Regions from separate parts of the Homo sapiens genome. Here region 1 is linked to region 2. The links are chromatin loops, found by intact Hi-C in ENCODE. Cell type or tissue: PC-9. All regions are shown on one strand. Each heading gives the region's core, and the rest is flanking DNA. Links, peaks and the distances in the headings are about the cores only. Region 1 overlaps SLC49A4 (solute carrier family 49 member 4). Region 2 overlaps SEC22A (SEC22 homolog A, vesicle trafficking protein).

Region 1 (12,317 bases), core at 4,286-9,285, 400 kb before region 2:
GAGCCACCACACCTGGCCTGTCTTTGGTTCTTTTTTATAGTTGACAGATTTCAGTAGAAATGCTTGATATCTTATTTTTTTCTCTATTAAAAATAGTTATTTCAAATTTGTATCTCATAATTCCATTATCTTGGTCCCTTGTAGGTCTATTTATATGTTTGATATTTGGTAATTTTAAAAAATCTCTTTATGCATTCAGTTATTTTTGATTGAGTGCTAGACATAGTACATGAAAAACTGTGGAGATAATTTAAGTATCAAGATGATATTGTTTTCCTTCAGAGAGAATTTATATTTTTTCTGGCAGAAGTCTGAGAATCACCTTAATCTAGTTTCAGAGCTTGAGATCACTTAAAGCTGGGCTTTAGTCCCTCAGGAGGCTGTTCCATTTCTAGTTCCTCCTGCTCTTAGGTACAGCCCTTCAGAGTGCCCAGTTAAAACCCGGGGTTTTTACAAAGGCACCCCACAGCAGGCCCTAAACTCATATTTTTTCTTCTAGGTCAGTGAGGCTGTCAATAACTTCTCAGTCCCTTAGCCACCTTGTCTGAAATTAGCAGACAACCCTAAAGGAAAATTGTCTCCAAATACCGTGCTTATCTCTTCAGATTATCTTCCCATCCTAGATCATGGTTTCAGAATTCTGGATTATTTTCTTGGCTCTCTGATGGCTTCAGATAAAATTTTCCCCAGATTTTCTAGTTCTCAACCAGAATACTAACCTAAATTACCTAGTGTACGTGTCTTAGTCTGTTCAGACTTCCACAACAAAATACTTTAGACTGGGTAATTTATAAATCATAGAAATTTATTTCTCACAGTTCTGGAGGCTAGAAAGTCCAAGATCAAGGTTCCAACTCATTTATATCTGGCGAGGGCTCACTCTCTGCTGCCAAGATGGCCCCTTCTTGCTGCATTCTCATGTGGCAAAGGGGCAAGGCAGCTCCCTTCAACCTCTTTTATAAGGGCACTCATCCCTTAATTACTTCCTAAAGGCCCCCACCTCTTAATATGATCACTTTAGGGATTAAGTTCCAACATGTGAATTTGTGGGGGACACCAACATTCAGACCATAGCAGCACCTTTACTATAATAAGAAAGGCTTCCTTTAGTTTTCTCACCTGTTTTTCTGGATGGCAGGTATTCCAAGTATGCTCAGTTCTGTTAAGGAAAAGTGTAGCACCCATTTAAATGATACTGATTTTGACTGGGTATGGTGGCTCACGCCTGTTATCCCAGCACTTTGGGAGGGTGAGGCAGGTGGATCACTTGAGCTCAGGAATTCGAGACTAGCCTGGGCAACATGGCAAAATCCTGTCTCCACCAAAAATACAAAAAATTAGCTGGGCGCGGTAGCACACGCCTGTAATCCCAGCTACTTGGGAGTCTGAGATGAGAGGATCACTTGAGCCCAGGAGGCGGAGGCTGCAGTGAGCCAAGATTGCACCACTATACTCCGGCCTGGGTGACAGAGTAAGGCCCCATGTCACTCACACAAAAAATGATATTGATTTGGCAGATCTGTGCTTCATGTTGTAAACCCTAAGAAGTCCTTCCAAGTATCTTTCTTGGTACAAACTCTGAGAGAGATAGAGACCCTGAATCATATCAGTTATTAAATAAAGTAGAATTTAAAATTACATGAAAGCAATTTTTTAAATTTTTAAATTAAGTATTGGGTAGAATTGTATTAACTAGGGCAAATGTCATGAACAAAGCAAGTAGAAAAGTACTAAATGTTCTGAAAGTACCAGCATCAGTACAGCCAGATATGCAGTGGTCCTTAACCTAGAGCATGACCCCACTCACCTAGAGGATAGAAGGAAGTGTTTGTGGGAGCCTAGTGGGCGTTGGATTATAGATACCAGATGTGCTGCAATGAGAGGAGTGGTCCTACAGAACAGAGAATTCTCTTGCCTCAAATGCCAATAGTGTGAAAAACTATAGAGCGATAATTTAAGCTTCAGGATGTTATCCTTCTCCTGAGAGCCTTCATGTTTGCTTCTGGCAGCAAACACCAATAGAGCAAAAGACTCATATAAAGTTACTGTATCGCTTAGAATAGGCTATGCTCCTGGGAGAAGTAGACCTCCAAAATTCTGAGACTTAAGAAAAATTTATTTGTCATTCACATTGCAATCTGGGACAGCGTGTGTAATCTAGGACAGTTGTCCAGTTTGGACAGCTCTTTTCCTCACACTGATTTAAGAGACCGAGGCTGCTTCCACTTGTATTCTCTTCTGTCCCCTAGGACCTTGTCATTATATGCATGGGTGCAGCTGGGCAGCTACGTCCAGATTGCAGCTGGCAGGAAGGGAGAGAAAGCATGGAGGAGGCATACACCTTCTTCCAAGTTCTAACCTGGAGGTGGCACACTTCACTTATGCTCACTTCCATTAATGAGAACTGACACATGGTCACCTGTTCCAGCTAGGAACTGGGACATGTCATCTAGCTAAGTACCCAGGTAGAAGAAGAAATCGTTTGGTGGACAGCTGGCAATCCCTGTCACAAGTGTAATGAAAAATATGACTCAAAGGCTGGGCGCGGTGGCTCACGCCTGTAATCCCAGCACTTTGGGAGGCCGAGGCGGGCGGATCACGAGGTCAGGAGATCAAGACCATCCTGGCTAACACGGTGAAACCCAGTCTCTACTAAAAAAATACAAAAAATTAGCCGGGCGTGGTGGCGGGCGCCTGTAGTCCCAGCTACTCAGGAGGCTGAGGCAGGAGAATGGTGTAAACCCGGGAGGCGGAGCTTACAGTGAGCCGAGATCGTGCCACTGCACTCCAGCCTGGGCGACAGAGCAAGACTCTGTCTCAAAACAAAAAAAAAAAAGAAAGAAAAAGAAAAATATGACTCGAAAAACAACAAAAGGTAGAAGCTAGTTTGCACAATGCTCAAGTGCCAGGTCAAGTTTGGACTTTGTCCTGTAACCACAAGGAAAACCAGTAACTATTTCCGAGCAGGGACACGGAATGCTTAGGATAATTATTCTGGCAACAGTGAGCAAAATAGATTGCGAAGACCATTTAAGAAGCTCTGACAGGGGTCAAGAAGTAAGAAGATAATAAAAGCAAGCATGGTGGTCATGGGAAGGAGAAAGAGGAACCAGTATTATTAGAGACATGAAATTTCATTCATAACAACTAACATGCATTGAGCACTTTACATTTATTAACTTATTTAACCCTCAGAAAAACTTTATTATCCCCATTCCACTAATGCAGGAACTGAGACCTAGAGTATGAGTTGGGACAGAAGCCAAGTCATAATAAGAGTTAAAGATACAGGAGTGATGAGGAATGTAGGCAGCATTCGTAGATTGCTGTGAAAAAATGTGGCCACACAAGCAGGAAAGAGACAAGATAGATGGAGACGCCTCATCAGTTAGTAATAATAAGAACAGCTAATGTTTATTGAGCACTTCCTATGTCTTGGCCACTGATCTGGGTACTGTATACAAATTATCTCATTTAATCCATTTTACAGGTAAAAAGGCATAATTTGCTCAGAGTCACACAGTTAGTAAATGACAGGGCTGGAAATGTTTTCTCAAGAGGGGAACAAGCTATACTTTTGAAACCCAGCTCAACTTCTTTTTCTCTGTCTACTCTCTTGCTCAGCCCCACATTTCTCCCTGCCTTCCACCTCCTGATACATTTTTAGTTGTTGCCCCATGTTTTAGCATCTCATTATTACCTAGCAGTTTCCTATGTTGGTTATATTTAAACTTTTTCAGGCTGTGACTATCTTCCATCCTTTTCTTATTTTAAGAGTTCCTAGTCCAATATTAGGCATGTAGTACATACTTGAAAATATTTGTTTGATGACGTTGATTATTTTGTTTTCAATATTCCAATAAACAGTTAATCAAGGACATATTTTAGATGTTTGTATACATTAGTTACACATGAATTCTTTTATTTCATCCATTTAGCTACTAACATATTGATTATAGAGGACTTTTTTTCATTCCTTTTATATTGCAGTATGATTGTCTTGTATTAAATGTGTCTGCTTCTTTCTTAACAGGTAGATGCTGGCTGGATTGGATTTTGGTCCATAGTTGGAGGCTGTGTTGTTGGAATAGCTATGGCAAGGTGAGAATATTTTGTTAAACTTGTGAGTGGACAGAGCAGGGGGAAAAAGCCTAAAGATAAATAGGCTCCCCTAAATAAACATTACAATTCAGGGAAAAGTAAAACAAGCAAAGGTCAGAAAGGGGTACTTGTTCAGAGTACAAGAAAATTCATATGCGTTATATAGAATTGCTGCTAACAGGCCGGGAATGGTGGCTCACGCCTATAATCCTGGCACTTTGGGAGGCTGAGGCAGGCGGATTACCTGAGGTCAGGAGTTCAAGACCAGCCTGGCCAACACGGCAAAACCCTGTCTCTACTAAAAACACAAAATTACCTGGGTGTGGTGATGAGCGCCTGTAGTCCCAGCTACCAGGGAGGCTGAGGCAGGAGAATTGCTTGAACCCCGGGAGGCAGAGGTTGCAGTGAGCCATGATTACGCCACTGCTCTCCAGCCTGGGCAATAGAGTGAGACTCCATCTCAAAAAAAAAAAAAAAAAGAATTTGCTGCTATAAGAAAGTTTCTCTGGAGTATCCCTTCCTCAAGTGTTTTTTTCTGGAGACTGGAAATGTATTTCCAGTGTAGTTAAGGTGCCTCTTTCCATATTATTGGAGAACAACATCTACAAATGGAGACCAAAAAAGGTAATATAATAATAAAGACAAATTAATAGCTGTGGAGACTAAAAGGGTTGAGAAGAAATCATTTGTAAAAGTGTCAATAGAACTTTCCATGAACAGGCAGTGTCCTGATTAGCAGACATTATTTATTTATGGTCTTTTTTGGCTGGTATTTTCCTATGGTTATCCCTTTTTGATGCAAAATGTCTGTGAAGACTTTCAGTTTCATCACACTCTCTTTGATCATAACCTATTACAACAACACATTGTTAGAATGAGTCAGAAGTAGGAAAAAGGTCCCATTCGTTCTAAAAAAAAAAAAAAAAAAAAAGGAAAAGAATTAAAATGTTACTCTCTTAGGCAACTGCCTATAAAACTATTCTTGGTATTTCCAAAGAGATAATATTCATTCACTTCCCAAATCATTTTACTCTGCTCAAAAACAAAATTAGGCAATCAACTTTACCATGAAGAGGAGAATCTAATTATATATTTGGGAAGATCAAATATAAGATCCACATATCACCTCAATATCTAAATACTTGAATATAATTGATACAGGATAATGTTATACCTAGACTTTATGGTTCACATAGTGTTTCAGGGATATTGAAAGAATAAATTGACACTGTAATTTCTAAATCACTTTATTTGAAGTGTTAGGAAAATATAAGAAAACTAAAAGCTAAAGAAGCAGAAGGGGAATATAGTATTTGTAGGAAATCACTGATACTAAAAATACATTGACCTGTCTTATTTTGACAAGAATCATACCTCATTTTTCTAGTTAAATCTCCAAGCCAATTATAGTGAGTCATTGATCACATCCTATTCTGAGCACCAAATTGGTCAAAGGGGGAACAATTATGTATCAAAAATGATGTCTCAAATGCTCCTTTGTCATTATTTTCCTTCTATACCCCTTAATTTTAACTAGATATAGATATAATTAAAGGGAAAATTTAGAATGAGGACTTTTCTGCTTTTAATTTGTTGAAATGGAAGTTCTAAAAAAATACTACCCTTACTCTGGGATCTGAAGTCAATTTCAGTTATCTCCTAGCCCTAAAATCAATTTTAAAATTACTTTCCTGACACCATTTTTTGGGATTCCCTAGGACAGTGCTACCTTGTAGACATACATGAGTGCTTTGGGTGATATTTTTGTAATTAAAGACCACTATTAAAGATACTTCTTCGTCCTAATAATACACTTCAATGGTATCAGCCTATTCGAAAGGACTGGATCTCCAAAAATAGCAGACTACAGTTGTCGGTTTATTCTTGTATGATCAGTTTCTGTGAAACTTTCTTGCAATTCAACTCTGATTTGTACTAAAAGCCTGTTTTATTCTCTTATACCTTGTCATCTCTGTATCTGACAAATAAGTTTATGCAGCATACCAAAATGTAAATCTGAAAACTGTTAGGTAAGCGTGGGATTAAAACAGTCTTTTGGATTTTCTTGAGGAATATTTTGTAAAGCTGTGGAAACTTTTTCAGCATACCTAAGAATTTTCTGCTTGAGGACAAATTTAAGTCACTGGGCAAAAGTGCATTCATTTTTCCCACCAAAAGATGGCATCAGCTCTCATAGGAAGTCATTTTATTCTAGAAAACACAAACATGATTAACCATATCATGTCAAATAAGTACAAAACAGAAGATAGTATTCAAAGTTTTAAGAAGGACAGTCACATAATTACAATAGAAATGTAAATCAACTTTAGAAAATTAAAAGTGAAGAGAATATAGTAAATGTTGTATTTGAGATGGGATCAGCTATTCTATAAGAGGAACAGTTCTGAAGGACAGAATAAATTGTGCAGCCAGAGGATTGTGCCCGTACAATCAACAGTTAATCCACAGGTGAGGAAAAGCAGCTGGCAAGTGGAAAATTTTTTTGGCATAGCTAATGATAAGCGTCTCTACCAGATGCCCTTTAGTTTCATGAAAACTCAAACATGAAAACTTAAAATGCTATAAAAGTCCCAAGTTTAGAAGAATAATATTCACTATTCCAGATGCCGTGTATGTTTTGTTCTCAAGAAGTTTACAATCTGGTAGGGAAGACAAAAATAAATGCAAAAACAAGAGTTTCCAATAGAGAAAGTGCTATGAAGAAATAAAATAGAAAGTGGAGGTGGGATGGGGAAAGACTTCTTCACTGAGCCCAGAGGGCCTTGTTGAACTGAGACCTGAATGACCTGAGGGGTAAACAGGAGTAAGACGTGAAGATCCGGGTGGTACCAGCATTCCAGGCAGACGGAACAAGTACGGAAGCTACATATTGCTGTGGTAAGCAACCATGGCATGTATGAGAAACAGAAACATGGCCATCCAACTGGAGAACAGTAGAAGAAGAGAGAGCAGGGCCAGGCAGCAGGTCACATAGGACCTCAGAGGCTCTGGTGTAGGCATCTGTGTTTGTTCTCTAAGTGAGTTTGAATTTTGAGAGAGATCTTTGCAAGTTCATGTCAACAAGTTAGCCTGATTTTCAAAACTAAGATAATACATGTTCATTATAGAATGTTTGGAAAGTATAGAAAAATATGAAGAAAATGACAGTGACACTTAAAAACTCAGAATCAACTGGGCATGGTGGCTCATGCCTGTAATACCAGCACTTGGAGAGGCTGAGGTGGGAGGATCCTTGAGCCCAGGAGTTCAAGACCAGTCTGGGCAACATAGAGAAACCCTGTACACACACAAAAAAATAATAATTAGCCCAGCTACTCAGCAGGTTGAGGTGGAAGGATTGCTTGAGCCTGGGAGGTGAGGCTGCAGTGAGCCGTGATCACATCACTACACTCCAGCCAGGCAATGGTGAGATCCTGTCTCTAAAAAAAAGTAAACACTCAGAATATATCCTATAAATTATAGATCCTGAACAAAGATGCCGTTTTTTGTGTTTTATAAGAGAAAAAAAATTATCACAAAGTAACATCATACAAGAAAATTTGTTTTAAAAAAACACTGAAAACTGTCTTTTAAAAGAATATATGGAAAATTCCTCAAGTAGTTGTTAGTGAAAGTGTGTCATTTGCTTAAATAGTATTTTTAAATCCCACTAGAATTAATAGAGCATTTTTGTTTTTAGGTTTGCAGATTTTATCAGGGGTATGCTGAAACTAATTCTTCTCCTCCTGTTTTCGGGAGCTACACTGTCATCCACGTGGTTCACCCTGACCTGTTTGAACAGCATCACACACCTACCTTTAACCACAGGTGAGCATAGGCTATTTTTGAACTTTTAATAAATATTTTCATTCACAGAAGTGTACATAACTCTGACAGTAGGACTTCTTCTTGCTTTCTGTAAGTAATTGTTAAATATACAAAAAAGTTTCTCTTGTCCAGTCATCAAACCATCATCTTATCTAAAGAGTCCAAAAAATAACTAAAAATATTTTAATTGGTATTTTTCACATGGAAAAGAAGTATAATCTTTAGCCTTAACACATAGAGCATGGAAATGCTTATATTTGTTTAAAATTTCTATCAGAGCATAATACAAAGATTTTTATCTTGGTTATAGTCATTATATCACTGTTAAATAATAATAATAATTAACAAGGCAAAAAACTATGGTATACTTCAGTAAAGTTATTTGAACCAGCCCCTATAGGTTTATTTTACATTTAGTGTTATTCCATCATTAATACAAAGCAAAACTTACTGGAAATACCTGTTGAAAGTATATTACAGCCAGCTTACTTAGCTTATCTAATGGACCTGAAACATTTTTAGTTGCTGTTGTTTTTCTTGTCATTATTAATATCATCAATTCAGAGTCTATTTTCTATTGCTGCTGTAAAAGTTATGCAAATTTAGCAACTTAAAACAACAGAAATTTATTATCTTACATTTCTGTAGAGTAGAAGTTCAATACAGGTCTCACTGGGCTAAAATCAAAATGTGAACAGACTCTAGGGAAGAATCTTTTTCCTTGCCTTTTCCAACTTCTAGAGGTCACCCACATTCCTTGTTTATGGCTCTGTCCTCTGCCTTCAGAGCCAGCAACCTTGGGTCAAGTCCTTTTCACGTTGCATTATCTGTGCCTTTCTTCCATCGTTACATCTGCTTCTGAACCCTTCCCTTCTGCCTTCTTCTTTCTTCCTCTTCCACTTTTAAGGATGCTTATGATTACATTGGACCCACCAAGATAATTTGGAAAAGTCTGTCAATTTTAAGGCCAGCTGATTAGCAACCTTAGTCCCATTTCAACCTTAATCCCCTTTGTCTTGTGAAATAACATATTCACAAATTCCAGAGATTGTCATGAATATCTTTAGGGGAGGGAGGGCATTACTCTGCCTACCATGGGATCTTTTTAAAATTACTATGACAGATTATTATTGGCTTATAAACCAGAGACTCTGTTATTACTCCTTCCTTTCTTCCAGCAAAATATTAAGATGCATATTTTATATTATTTGCAAGTAATATTCAGCCACCTTTTGCATTATATATTTAATTATAGGATTATTTGGTAGATTGTAAGATTGTAACAGTCATTTATAACAAGCATTTGTGTGAGTAGAAATAAATAAGAGTCTGAAAGTGACTCCATGGGGACCTATTGCCCAGTGGCATGTATGTTCCATGGGAATCTTTGAGAAGGCAGGTGTTTTTGGTCTACATTATATGTAAGGAATATCCCACTTTGGATCTCTATACTCTGTAATAAAAGAACCAGCAGTTTACACATCAGAGGCATCAAATCTTTCAAGGACAGCCATTTATTTGGGATTTCCTACCACTTTTACAGTGATAATAGGGCAAGGGGATAAGATTGCCCTATACTCAAAATTAGCAACCTCTGCACCAAGCCAGCCACCCTGGAGTGCCTCAGTAAGCTCACAAGGGCAGCACAGGGATCTGCAACATCTGTCAGATACTGGTTGAACCTCTAGTTCAGAGAAGTTCCCAGTTTCAGCATTAGATTCTGCTGCATTCTTTTCGATGACATCGTATCTTTGCAAAGTAATTTTTTTGGTGGTTGCTGTGATAAAAAGGAAGTACCACACAAGTACCACACAAAAATTAGTGTGGAACACAAAATGAGGGTGGGGGTGTCCAGTCTGATTCCAAAACTTTTAAAAGTCTTGCAGTGCGCATCAGTGCACACATCTCATCAATAAGTAATTGTGGTTCTTTAAGGATGAAATAAAAATATATTTCTTTCAGCTTATGAGTATTATTTTTTTAATGGCTACTAAATTGTTAGGATATATCATACATGTTATTAAATAGTTTGAACCAAAGATGTGATTAATGGGATTGTTAGCTGTTTCTCTTGGCCTTGGAACACTGAAAAAATTACTGAGACGCTAGGAGTGCTAAGAACAAAGAAGGCCTGGAAATCCCTGTTCTACACCATCCTGCCAACAGTCCCTCTTCTCTGTACACATGCTTTGCCTGGAAAACCCAGTTGTCCAAAGTAATAATTAGATACAGAGTAAAATACTGTGCACTGTTGTACACAACTGGCATCCTACATTGGAGTTTTGAACAATTTTGGCAAGTATTCTGAGCCAGAGCCAGAATTTTTTTAAAATTTTATTCTGGTATAACTTCATAATTTAGCAGTTGTACAACATTCTGGTGGAACAGTCTTAGTTTACAACTCTTCTTATTCATGGCATTACATTCAGATTTTTTGTGTGTGATACTGTATGTCAAGTTAGCATCTGTGGGATTTTACAAGAACATAGTCATGAGTACATAAAGAACAGATTTCTTTCCCTTGAATTAAGTGTAGAATTTTTATTATAAGATAGTACATTCCATTAAATTTTATGTATTTTCAATTTAATGTGATAACAGCTTTATCTCTGGGTAGAATATTAAGAATGAATTTAATTTTTTAATCTCTTTTTTTTGGTCTGGATTTGTATGAGCATGTTTTAATTTTATAATCGGAAAAATGCATTTGAAAATTATTCATCTTTTAAATCTTAAAATTGATGTGATTGACCCTAGTCAAGACCATATTTTACCAGTCTGGTATTGAAAACAATTATGTTGGACAGAAAGGAAAGCAGAATTCTAATTAAGGCCAGAATTGAAAGATAGAATTGATGTGGCCACCTTAACAACCACAGAATTTATAAGTTCTACTGTTGTTTTCAATTGCAAGTAAGTTTTTGAATGTCACTTAGATACTCTTGAAAGATGTATTTTTACCTTACAAGCACACTGGGTTACGGACTAGATTTGTCCACATTCCTTCTCTGAATTATAGCAGGTTTTTGTCTCTCTCCCCTAATACTACTTAATAGTTACTTAGGTATATATGTCTTATCTTCCCTACCAGTCTGAAAATCTGGAGCATGGTTTTGTGCCAACTCCCACTGTGGAACCTAGCACAGGCCCTGAAGAAGGAGTGAATGAATGAATGAAGTATATGTTATCTCCATTTGAGCCACAGTAAATGTTACTTGTTGCCAGTGGTAGTCAGCAATTGTGGTCACTCTTATTCAGCACTTGCTGTAGGAAGGTAGAAGGGCATGTTTTAAATGGAACACGAGAATTTGAATAAATATGTCACAGATACCCTTACAAGCCTTGTAAAAATCTGACCTAATTCCTTTTAAGTAAAAGAGGTTTCATGAAAGGAAACTTACTACAAAATCTAATTATAGACAAATCTATACCTTTAGGCTGGTATTTAAAGTCTGTAATGGTAAATTCATGTTTCTTTTTTACTGGTCATTCCTATTTTAATCAGGAAAATATCTAGTCTTTTTCCTCTTTCCTAGCAAACTTAGAATTTCTTTTACTGCTTTTTATATATCAGAAGAATCTACCTGAAACGTATTTGTAAATATATGTATTAAACTGTTTAATAAATGGAAAGCTAGTTAATTTTGTTCAACCCATGTGTTATAAGTGCTACTGCTGTCTCATTAAAACTTTGTCTTTTTTTTTTGAGACAGTCTCACTCTGTCACCCAGACTGGAGTGCAGTGGTGCAATTTCAGCTCACTGCAACTTCCATTTCCCAGGTTCAAGTGATTCTCATGCCTCAGCCTCCCAAGTAGCTGGGATTACAGGAGTGAGTCACCACGCCCAACCTCATTAAAACTAAAATTTTCTATGGCAATCTTTCTGTAGTTCACTGGTTGTGATATTATTGTTACCATCTCTACAGAATAAAAACTGGGTCATTCCAGTCTATCCCAGAGCATACTGTTTTGATACATTTACTTGCTTACATATATCCTCTTGGATGCTTTTCCTTAGGGAAACTCAGAATATTTAAAATTGCATTATGTCTTTATTTAAATTGAAGTACTTAGAATAGGGCGAATAAATAACCTCATGACCAGATAACACGAGTTTCAAAATCTTGAAGTTTATGCAATAAACAAAATTTTGAAAATACATTATTCACCTTATCTGAGAACTAGATGTCTAGCAGCCCTGTTAGCCACAACTCACCAAGTCATTTTGTACTGAACAGATGAATGCTTTGAAAATGGCATTTTGAAAAATGTTAGCACTTTGTTGAGTTTACTGAAACAGTATAATTTGACTGTTTGACAGAAGTTGCCTTGGGAGAGATTATTTATCTAATTTCATCTAAACTTACTAGAATGCTATGACAGTGAT
Region 2 (12,317 bases), core at 2,661-7,660:
TTAAAAAGTGGAGAAAGAAAATAAAAAAGTTATAAATAAATAAAATAAAAATAACAAAAAAGAGTTGGGGGAAATGTATAAAGAATAAAATAAAAATTATCACCAAATTTTCATACATGTACATGTATCCATTATGTCCTTTTTTCACTTAATATTAAAAAGTAAATATTCCCTAATTATTATAAACATTTTAATAGTATCCTCCTAATACATTGTGTGGCTATTATATGAGGCTTTTGTTTACCTTCATCCTCATCTTTTTTTTTCTTAAAGAGACAGGGTCTCGCTGTGTTGGCCAGGTTGGTCTTAAACTCCTGGCCTCAAGTAATTCTCCCACCTTGGCCTCCCAAAGTGCTAAGATCATAGCATGAGCCACTGCCCCTGACCCATCCTCATCTTTAAAAGAAAATGTCCTTTATTTGTTTTCAGAGCAATACATTGGTACTCTAGTATCCCCTAAAGGTGAATAGTGACATTCATAAAAATGTGTATTGGAACTCCTTACCTCTGCCCTCTTCTTCCTCTCCTCTGCCTTCCTTCCTGTCTCTGTTTCCCCACCTCTGTCCACTCCCACTTTTGTCCTTGTTCCTAACCTCTGCCCACCTTCCAACCTCTGGCTATTCCTTCACCTACATTTCATCTGCTGGTTCCCTACTGGCTCGTTTCCCTCAGCCCTGCTGTTCTTTAAAAAACAAACAATAACAAAACCAAAAAAGCCTCTTTACGTATGCTCTCTTCTAATTTTTTGAGAGAGTAGACTACATTTGTTGTCTTGCTCCTTTACCCTCTATTTCTTTTCTTTTCTTTTTTTTTATTATACTTCAAGTTCTAGGGTACATGTGCACAACGTGCAGGTTTGTTACATATGTATACATGTGCCATGTTGGTGTGCTGCACCCATTAACTCGTCATTTACATTAGGTATATCTCCTAATGCTATCCCTCCCCCCTCACCCCACCCCACAACAGACCCCAGTGTATGATATTCCCCTTCCTGTGTCCAAGTGTTCTCATTGTTCAGTTCCCACCTATGAGTCTTAGTCTACTATGATCTCTTTTCTGCTCCTGTAATTCTCTCAGATATCCACCATTAAGCTCACCAGTATCCTTTCAATTGCCAAATACAGCAGAAACTCTTTAGAGTCTTATCTTATGTACCCTCTCTGCCTCATCTGTCATTATGTTCTTCCTTTTAAACATTTCCTTGTTTAATTTCAAAAAATGAATTTTATTTCAGGAAACATAGACACAAGTCACTGTTAATAGTTTAATGTATTTACATTTTTCTTCATGACAAATCTCTCATCCGTTCATTTTTATGAAACTGTTTTCTCCCGTTTTGTTTTGTTTTGTTTTGTTTCTCTCTTTCTCTTCCTATTCCTCAGTTTATTTGATACACTTTCTTCCTCCACCTGTCCTTTACATAGTGGCATTCTCCAGTATTCTGTCCTTGGCTTTATATTCTTCCAACTCCATGCCCTCTTCTTGGTTACTTTCATAATGGCCTTTTTGAAAAAATACACATACATTTATACATACACACACACATACACACACACACAGTAAAATATGCACATAAAAATTTCAAAGCCTATAAGAGTTGATATTTTCACAGAAAAGTAATTGCCTCCCAACTTTCTTCCTCAGAGTCATCCTTCTAGGGAGATTATGTGCCTATGCTAGTATATAGGTATTTATATATTTACTTATGCAATTATTCTTTTAAAATTTTTATGAAAATGATAGCATACTCAATACTAATTTGCATCTTTTTAAGTCTAAAAATATGTAGGAGTTTATTTCACATCAGTACACGGAGATCTATTCTTTTTAGTGGCCGCATGACTTTTTATTAAATATTTGCGTTTTCCTTTTGCTGCACCACATAACATCTTATTTTGAAAGAATTCAAACTTATAGAAAAGTTTAAAGAACAGCAGAATTAACATCCACCCCATATACCTACCTACCATTTTACTTTCTTCTTTCTTTTTTTTTTTTTACTGAGTCATTTCAAAGTTAATACTGTAGGTATCATCTCAGTTTATTCCAAAATTGAATTCAATATGTATGTCTTAAGAGCTAAGATATTCTTTTACGTAATCATAATACCTTAATCACACCAAAGAATTTAACATTAGTATAGTATTACCTAATAGAAAATCTGTATTCAAATTTCCATAGTTGCCCCCAGAATGTTCTATATAGTGTTTTGTTCCTCTCTCTAATCTAGGAGCTAATCAAGAATTGAGATTTTTACTTGGTTGTCATAGGCCTTTCATTTAACTACTATTAAAATAGAAGACTGCCAAGTTAGATCTCTGGATCAAACTCTTTCCTGAAGCAGACTGAAATATCTGCTAAGTATAATTATTTGGATGTCCCACTAGCAGCTCTAGAATAGCATGTCCCACAGTGAGCTCAGTATTTTCTGCTCTTGAATTACTTTTCTTCCATATGCCCAACTTAGTGCATGGTGTCATTCAAACGTTGCCTAAACAAGAAGCCTCTGAGTCAATCTTAATCTCCTCCCTCTTTGACACTGTACGCACTACTTCCTTTGCCTTTGATTCTCTTCCTACCTTGCCTACCTGGTTCAGCCTTTAAGACCCAGTTTAAGCTTTACTCCATCTAGGAAGTCTTCCCTGGCCTTTCTTTTTTCTCTATGCAGAATTAGATGTGTCTCCATTGGGCTCCCTTAGTATCCTCTACACACACCTGTGCCATCAGTTATCACTTTGGGTGGTAATTATTGACTTACGTATCTGCCTTAATTAGAGTGACCTCCTTAAGTTGGTGTGGACTTAACTCTTCTTTTTCTTTCCTTTTTTTTTTTTTTTTTTTGAGGTGGATTCTCGCTCTGTCACCCAGGCTGGAGTGCAGTGGCGCAGTCTCGGCTCACTGCAAGCTCCACCTCCCAGGTTCACACCATTCTCCTGCCTCAGCCTCCCGAGTATCTGGGACTACAGGTGCCCGCCACCACGCCCGGCTAATTTTTTGTATTTTTAGTAGAGACATGGTTTCACTGTGTTAGCCAGGATGGTCTCGATATCCTGACCTCGTGATCTGCCCACCTCGGCCTCCCAAAGTGCTGGGATTACAGGCATGAGCCACCGCCCTGGCTGGACTTAACTCTTTTCTGTACTAGGGATAGTAACAAAGTACCTGGTTTGTAAATGCTTGATAAATATTTATTAAATGGAATAATATGCTAGTAGACAGTCTTCTCTGTATCAATTAAAGATTTTTTAAGTGACACAGACAGTAACCCCAGGGAGACAGGAGTTAGTGAATGTTTCTGAGTACTTACTATGTACCAGTTACTTTTCTTTGTATTTGCAAATGTTATTTCACTTAATCTCTACAACTTTTATTTTTCAAAAGAGGAAATTAAATAAGTGTCCCAGATTATAAGTAAATATTTGAACCCAAGTCTGACTGACTCTAGAAATATGCTCCTAAGTGTTTTAAAGGCATTTAAGGCCAGGCACGGTGGCTCACGCCTGTAATCCCAGCACTTTCGGAGGCTGAGGCAGGCAGATCACTTGAAGTCAGGAGTTCAAAATCAGCCTGGCCAACCTGGTGAAACTCCACTCTCTACTAAAAAGTACAAAAATTGGCCAGGCATGGTGATGGGTGCCTGTAATCCCAGCTACTTGGGAGGCTGAGGCAGGAGAATCGCTTGAACCTGGGAAGCAGAGGTTGCAGTGAGCCGAGATCGCGCCACTGCATTCCAGGCTGGGTGATAGAACGAGACTCAATCTCGAAAGAAAGAGGCCGGGTGCAGTGGCTCACGCCTGTAATCCCAGCACTTTGGGAGGCCGAGGCGGGCAGATCACAAGGTCAGGAGATCGAGACCATCCTGGCTAACGCAGTGAAACCCCATCTCTACTAAAAATACAGAAAAAAGTAGCCAGGCATGGTGGCACGCACCTGTAGTCCCAACTATTCTGAAGGCTGAGGCAGGAGAATCGCTTGAACCTGGGAGGTGGAGGTTGCAGTGAGCCAAGATTGTGCCACTGCACTCCAGCCTGGGTGACAGAGCAAGACTCCATCTCATTGAAAAAAAAAAAAAGGAAGGAAGGAAAAGAGAGAAAAGAAGGAGTGATTAAGAGAGTTAGTCTAAATTTAGAGAAAACTATAGTATCCAATTGTAGGACAATAAATTATGGTATATCCCCACAATTAAAGGTTATATAATCATTACAAATCGTGTGGTTGAGGAATATTTACTGTCTTGGGAAAGTGTTTGTGTAGTACTGTGAAGTACTAAAAAGTAGTATATAAAAGTATCAATCTATTTTTTAAAATGTGTCTACATATACAGAAAAGACTGGAAGGAAATACATGAAAGGGTTGGCAGTAATTTTCCCAGAGTTGTGGCATTTATAGGTTATATTAATTTCTTCTTTGTATAATCTGTATTTTCCAGATTCTCTACAATGAACATGAACTTTTATAATCAGAAAAAAAAAGGTCATTTAAAAAGTAAAGGACTAAAGAAAAAATAATCAAGCAGAACTTATTTAAGGTTTTAGAATTATTAAACTGGAAAGGTTTGGTGTTGGCCTTCCTTGCCTCTGGGGTGCAACTGGCCTGAGCATCCCAGGCAGATGAGTGGTTCCTATTTTAAGATCTTCTCACTAGGATAAGCCAGCTTTCCTCTGCCTTACAATCAGTTGCCCAATAACCAGTGCAAAAGGAATTTTTCCTTTATACTATTTTATGAAGAAATGATAATGAGATACTCTTCTGTGTCTTGTGGAAATTATCATTGTATAAAGAGGTTTTTTTTTTCTCTCTAATATAAGAAAAGGGCCAAATTAATGTTCCTGCCTGGAAGAAAAAAAAATGTAATGCTCCTGCCCGAACTTTATCTTTTACTGTATAAAAACATTGAAAGAAGTCGATAATGTAGATATTTAAGAAGAACCAAAAAGGCATAGGAAAGCATGGGTTGTTACATGTCTCCATTAGTTTTCTTTTCAGAGACATTCTATGCATGAGGTATCTCTGTTTTTCCTCTGGGTGGCTGTTTTTCTAGCATAGCATGCAAGACTGATTAGTCTTAATTTTTCACGTTGGGATTTAGCACACTCTAGTGGACAGTAGCTTTTCAGTTTTCACAGTTTTTAAAAAAATCATATCAAATTACTTTATTGGACAATTCAGTGATATACTTACTAGCAGTAAAGTTTGTCAGTATTTGAATCAAGTAATGACCCTAGTGAGCTGGAGTAACTTTGTCAGCCACTGGGGTGTTGTACATTTTTACATGATTTTTTTAGCAGTAGGAGGAGAGGCTTTTATCGTTATGTCAGAACTTTTCCCCAGTGGTTTTCCTCTTTTGAGTGGAATGAAATTGATGGGGGTGGCCAAAATGAAGAGGAACACTTGTACCTCTACCTCACACTCTTTAGGTCTTAGAATGTGCTTTATGTTTTCATTTTAGGACTCTTGAGAATTTCTATATACCAGTGTGTGACAATTTTGACTGTTTGTAAATATTGTTACATCCTATCTTGATGGATTGTTTCTGGAAATGGGCTCCCACCGGAAACAAAAATAATCTTTTATTTTGCTTTTGCAGAGTGATGGTGATGATTTTAATTACATCATTGCATTTTTCCTTGGAACAGCAGCCTGCCTTTACCAGGTAGGTTTTCTTCCATTTTAAAGAAACACTTACCATTATTGTTTACTTCGGGTATCAGTTCTAACAATTGTGCATTTTAAATAAATTATTAAAACTCTGAGTTCTTTGCTTCTCTTTTAATTTGAGCCTCTTTTAACTTTGTGACCTATGTCTCCATTTTGAGTAGACATACATCCCAGTGAACCTGATGTTAACCTTCTTCCTGTGCTGAGGCTTCAGTGGTGGTATGTCATCTGCCTATGGTAGTAAAGACTACTTCTAGGCTGGGTGTGGTGGCTCATGCCTGTAATCCCAGCACTTTAGGAGGCCGAGGTGGGCAGATCACTTGAGGTCAGGAGTTCAAGGCCAGCTGGCCAACACGGTGAAACCTTGTCTGTACTAAAAATACAAAAATTAGCCGGGCATGGTGATGTGTGCCTGTAGTCCCAGCTACTTGGGAGGCTGAGACAGGAGAATTGCTTGAACCCAGGAGGCAGAGGTTGCAGTGAGCCAAGATCGCGCCACTGCACTCCGGCCTGGGCAACAGAGCGAGACTACATCTCAAAAAAAAAAAAAAAAAAAAAAAAAAAAAAAAAAAAAACTACTAGATTTTCTGGTGGTTGATTATTCAGCTTCCAGGTTCTACTTATACTCTAGGCTGAGGATTTTGTATTGGAGGGAAGTTTTTGAATAGAGAACAGCACAGTAAAAACAGGATTTTAGGATTCAATTTAGCAGTAATGAATAGAATGGACTGTAAGAGCAGAGAGACTGGAAGCAAGGAAATTGGTTTGGAATTATTACTACAGGTAGAAGGTAATGAAAGCCAACATATGGTAATGGCAGTGAGGATAGAAAAAAATAGACATTGAGAAGGAAGACTCACTGGGACTTGAAGACTGTGAAACTTAAGGAGGGAAGAGATTTTGCACCTTGGTGACATGGAGACTGATAGTCACATTTCCAAGGCCAGAGGAGGCACACATTTGTAGGAAAGGAAGTTACCAGTTACCCAAATGCAAGAATGTCTTTGTTAAAACGTGTTACAGCAAGCAAGGCTTTTTGACCTAACTTTTTTGTAAGTGACACATTTTTCTAGCTTGAATTAGAAAAAATGTTAAGAGTCAGAACTGCAAATATAAGACTACCTAAAGTTCAGTGGACGTCTTTAGGGACGTATTTTGAATATATGTATTTGACTTTTATGTAAAGACATTAGACATTTTAGTTCCAGTGGCCTCATTTTTTAAAATCACTTGATTTTCTTTTTCTTTTTTTTTTTTTTTTGACGGAGTCTCGCTCTGTCGCCCAGGCTGGAGTGCAGTTGTGCGATCTCGGCTCACTGCAAGCTCCGCCTCCCAGGTTCACGGCATTCTCCTGCCTCAGCCTCCCGAGTAGCTGGGAATACAGGCTCCTGCCACCATGCCTAGCTAATTTTTTGTATTTTTAGTAGAGATGACGTTTCACCATGTTAGCCAGGATGGTCTTGATCTCCTGACCTTGTGATCCGCCCACCTCGGCCTCCCAAAGTGCTGGGATTACAGGCGTGAGCCACCGCGCCTGACCAAAAAAATTGCTTGATTTTCTTAACCATTTATATTATCTTCAGAAATTTTCTGTCAAATCTGACAGATTTAATGGTGATGAGTGACACTTCATGCAGGAAATGTGAAAACATATTTGTTAATGTCACATAGTGCTTTAATTTTATGAAATATTCTTGTATATATTTTCTATTTTAATTTCTATCCTGTCACAAAAGGGATAATATCTCATTTTTTAAAGTGAGAAAACGGAGACAGTTTCAGTACTGTCCTGAGATCACATAATCAGAAAGTGGTAGAGTCAGTACTTAACTCTGGGTGTCTGATTTTCAGTATTGTGTTCTGTCTACTATATCATGCTGTCTGTAGGCAAAATTCCTAATTTGTGTAATTTTTATAATGTAATAAAGTTATAATTTTATAACTATACACATGATCTCATTTGATTTTTATCTAAAACTGTGAGGTATTTAATATAATTTTATGAATAATCATTCTTATAAAATACAAGTTTTGGTTGCTTTGTCTTAAGTAATTGTAAATGCTTAGTAATAATGGCAGAATGTATTGAGCTCTTATTTTGTGTTAAGCCTTTTATAGTCATTGTACCATTAAATCCTCACAAAAAGGAGGATATACCATTATATCGTCCTCACTGAGGTATAGACAGTTCTTATAGCTTGTTAGTGACTTAAACCCAGATCTTTGTGACTTCAGAGCAGGTGACTACCAGGCTATAGATAGGCATACCTCTGTTACACTTCCCAGAACAGCCTCGAGTAGTTCTGAGAGTTGCTTCGTGGTAGAGTGGTGTCACTCAGGTGTTCTTTTACTTGAGAGAAGTAAACAAATTCATGCTTTAAAAAAGAAAAGCAGAAAACTAATTTCCTTCATATTGAAAGGCATGAAACTGCCTGCTTTCTAAATATGATGAGCAGGGTGATAATAATGCTGTTTTTTTCCCCCACAGTAAAACTTAAGTAATTATGTTTTACCATATAACATGCTCTGTCTCCAGTTGTCAGGATATTTTTAAATCCTCTTTAGATCAGATCTGAAAAGCCATTACCACATGGTTTGTCATCTTTTTCTTCAGGATGCAGGTGCTTATGGAAGCCCAGAGCTCAGCCTGATAGGATTAATCTTGATATGGAACATTTCAAATAGGAAAGCAAAGGATCAGTGAAGAAACTAGAGACTTCCTGTTCCCTCAATGTTTTACTTTGAAAACTTGAAACTTACAGAAAAGTTGAAAAACCAGTATACTTAGAGTCATCAATTGTTAACATCTTGCAACACCTTCTTTATCTCACTCTCTATGTATGTGCATATAGCGTGTATAAACACACCATCCCCGACTTGGAACTTTTTTTACTTTCTAATGATGCAAAAGTGATATGCACTCAGTAGAAACTATGTTTCAGGTACTCACATGACCATTCTGGTTTTCAGCACACTATTCAATAAATTACATGAGATAATGAATATATTTGAATAAAATAGGCTTTGTATTAGATGATTTTGCCCAGCTGTAGGCCAAAGTTCTGAGCATGTTTAAGGTAGGCTAGGCTAAGCTATGATGTTTGGTAAGTTAATTGTATTAAATACATTTTTAACTTAGGATATTTTCAACTTATAATGAGTATATCAGGATGTGACCCTATCGTAAGCCAAGGAGCTTCTGTAGTTGTTTTTAAAGTAAGTTTTAGACATATGTGTATGGGTAAAGTTTTTCTAATTAAACTTTTTATTTTGGGATAATTGTAGATTTACGTGGAGTTGCAAGAGAGATCTTACGTACCCTTTACTGGTTTCCCCCAATGTTACCATCTTGCAAAACTATATAAAACGGTATCACAACCAGAGTATTGATACTGATACAGTCAAGATACAGAACATTCCTGTCACCACAGGGATCCCTCATGTTGCCTTTTTATAGCCATATCCACTTCCTTAATCTAACCGCTCCTTAATCTCTGGCAATTACTAACGCATTCTCCATTTCTATAATTTTCTCATTTTAAGGACATTATGTAAATGGAATTATATAGTATATAACTGGCATAGTTCAGAATGCTATAAGAAAATACCATAGATTGGGTGGCTTAAACAACAGACATTTCTTTCTCACAGTTCTGGAATCTGGAAGTCCAGATGCTGGCACATCATGTTCTTGCTGAGGGCCCTTTTCCTGGCTTGCAGAAGGCTGCCTTCTCAGTATATCCTCACACAGAGAAAGTGCTGAGATCTCTTCCTCCTCCTACATAGTCATTGATTCCATTATGGGGGCTCCGCCCTCATGACTTTATCTAAACCTAATTACCTCCCAAAGGCCCCAGCTCCTAATACCATCACATTAGGGATTAAGGGCTTCAACATTTGAAGTAATCTTTTGTGATAGGCATTTTTTTGTTGTTTTTTTGGGACGGAGTCTTGCTCTGTCACCCAGGCTGGAGTGCAGTGGCGCGATCTTGGCTCACTGCAATCTCCACTTCCCAGTTCAAGCAATTCTCCTGCCTCAGCCTCCTGAGTAGCTGGGATTACAGGTGCGCCACCATGCCTGGCTAATTTTTGTATTTTTAGTAGAGATGGGGTTTCACCATGTTGGTCAGGCAACTTCTGACCTCGTGATCCGCCCACCTCAGCCTCCCAAAGTGCTGGGATTACAGGCATAAGCCAGATAGGCATTTTTTTAGTCAGCATAATTCTCTGGAGATTCAGCCAAGTTGTTGCATAATCAATTATTTGTTGCTTTTTATTGCTGAGTAGTATTCTATGATATGTATTCAATGTACTATTAAATGATTTGTTCCTTTTTTTTTTTTAAAGACAAGGTATTGCTCTGTCACCCAGGCTGGAGTGCAGTGATGCCATCACAGCCTCACCGCAGCTTTGAACTGGGCTCAAACCTCCTGAGTAGCTAGGACTATAGATGTGTGCTGCCACACCCAGCTAATTTTCTGATTTATTTTTGTAGAGACGGGGTCTTGCTATGTTTGTTGCCCAGGCTGGTCTTGGACTCCTGGCCTTAAGCAATCCTCCCACCTCAGCCCCCACAAAGCTCTAGGGTTACAGGTGTGAGCCACAACATCCAGCTTCATTTACTTATTGAAGGATATATGAGTTGTTTTAAAATGTTGGCTGTTATAAAGCTGCTATAAACAATTATGTGCAGGTTTTTGTGCAGACATAAGTCTTCAGTTCTTTGGGATAAATGCCTAGGAGTACAATTGCCAGATCATGTGGTAGTTTTATTAAGAAACTGAAAAACTTTTCCAGAGTAGCTGTACCATTTTACATTCCCTCCAGCAATGTGTGAATGATCTAGTTTCTCTGCATCCTCACCAGCATTTGATATTGTCACTATTTTTTATTTTAGCCACTCTTTTAAGTGTGTGGTGATAGCTCATTGTGGTTTTAACTTGCGTTGTTTAACATCATTAGCTAATGATGCTAAACATTGTTTCATGTATTTGTCATGTGTATATTCAGTGAAATGTCTACATCTTTTGATTTTTTTTTTTTTTTTTAATTTGTGACGAGTCTTGCTCTGTCACCCAGGCTGAAGTGCAGTGTCATGATCTCGGCTCACTGCAACCTCCACCTCCCGGGTTTAAGTGATTCTTCCGCCTTAGCCACCCGAGTAGCTAGGATTACAGGTACCCACCATCATGCCTAGCTAATTTTGTTTGTTTGTTTGTTTTTGTATTTTTTTGTAGAGATGGGGTTTCACCATGTTGACCAGGCTGGTCATGAACTCCTGATCTCAGGTGATCCACCCACCTCAGCCTCCCAAAGCTCTGGGATTATAAGCGTGAGCCACCGAGCCCGGCCTTGCTTATTTTCTAATTGGATTCTTTGTTTTTTCACTGTTTTTCTTAAAGAGTTTTTTATACAATTGACCCTTTATATTTGTGGGTTCTGCATCCATGGATTAAACCAACCATGGATTGAAAATATTTGGAAACATATTGCATCCATACTGAACATGTACAGACTTTTATTTCTTTTCATTCCGTAAAGAATATAGTATAACAGCATTAACATTGTGTTAGGTATTATAAGTAATCTAGAGATTAAAGTATACAAGAGGATGTGCATAAGTTAAATGCAAATATTGTGCCATTTTATATCAGAGACTTGAACATCCACAAATTTTGATATCTGAGGGAGGTCCTGAAACCAATCCCCTATGGATCCTGAGGGACAACTGTATATTCTAGATACTAATCCTTTGTCAGAAAGGAAGTGTGCAGGTATCCTTTCCCAGTCTATGTTTTTTTTTAAAAAAAAATGGTTTCAGATCAGTCTGTATCTTGTCTTTTCATCCTCTTAACAGGTTTTTTCCCAGTCAGTTTTTTTTTTTAATGGTTTCAGATCAGTCTGTATCTTATCTTTTCATCCTCTTAACAGGGTTCTTCACAGAACAAAAGTTTTTAATTTTGATAAAGTTCAGTTTATCAATTTTTCCTTTTATGGGTCATGCTTGTGGTGGTCAAGTCTAAGAGCTCTTTGCCTAGCCTAAGTTTCTCTACTATGTTTTTTCTAGACCTTTTATTATAGTTTTATATTTTACGTTTGTGATCCATTTTGAGTTAATTTTTGTATGAGATGTGAGACTTAGATAGCTTCAACCAAGGTTCCTTTGTCTATATTGCTCCAGCACCATCCATGGCAAAGGCGATTTTTTTTCCTCCATTAAATTGCTTTTGCACCTTTGTAAAAAATCAGCTGGACATACTTGTGTGAGATTATTTCTGGGTTCTGTATTTTGTTGCATTGATTTCTTTTTGTCTATCCTTCCACCACTACCACATAGTCTCGATTACTGTAGCCGTATAATAAGTCATAAATTTTCTTAGTAGTTTTATAGAACTATTCAAATTATGTTTCATGTTGAGTGAATTTATGGTAGTTTGTGTTTTTTGAGGAAATGGTCCATGTTATCTAAGTTACCAAATTTATGTGTTTAGAGTTGGTTGTAGTATTCTCTTACTGGCCTTTTGATGTCTGCAGGGTCTGTAGTGGTATCTCCTGTTTCATTCCTGATAATGGTAATTTGCATGTTCTCTCTTTTTCTTTGTCAGTCTTACTTGTTAATTTTATTGATCTTTTCAAGAACCAGATCTTTGTTTTAT

The links. A loop is a pair of places that touch in the nucleus more often than their neighbours do. Peaks named below come from ENCODE experiments on the same cell type or tissue, not always from the same donor. Only the 100,000 strongest peaks of a DNase experiment are listed, where the experiment ranks them.
Region 1: a loop joins it to region 2, with 7 times the contacts of the local background. A loop is called at or near these places in 17 of 110 quality-filtered maps.

What each region holds. Positions count from the first base shown.
Region 1 is chr3:122,852,274-122,864,590 of GRCh38, forward strand. SLC49A4 (solute carrier family 49 member 4) reads left to right here. Exons shown (of 9, transcript NM_032839.3): 6 at 4,034-4,101; 7 at 7,802-7,929. Among named protein-coding and RNA genes, the nearest start is that of LINC02035, 28 kb to the right of the region's middle. In PC-9, for the core only: CTCF peaks have their summits at 6,321 (motif pointing right) and 6,521; a DNase peak (open chromatin) is centred at 4,988; H3K27ac peaks cover 1,788 bases.
Region 2 is chr3:123,253,934-123,266,250 of GRCh38, forward strand. SEC22A (SEC22 homolog A, vesicle trafficking protein) reads left to right here. Exons shown (of 7, transcript NM_012430.5): 6 at 5,591-5,656. Among named protein-coding and RNA genes, the nearest start is that of SEC22A, 58 kb to the left of the region's middle. In PC-9, for the core only: CTCF peaks have their summits at 5,094 and 5,308; a DNase peak (open chromatin) is centred at 5,068.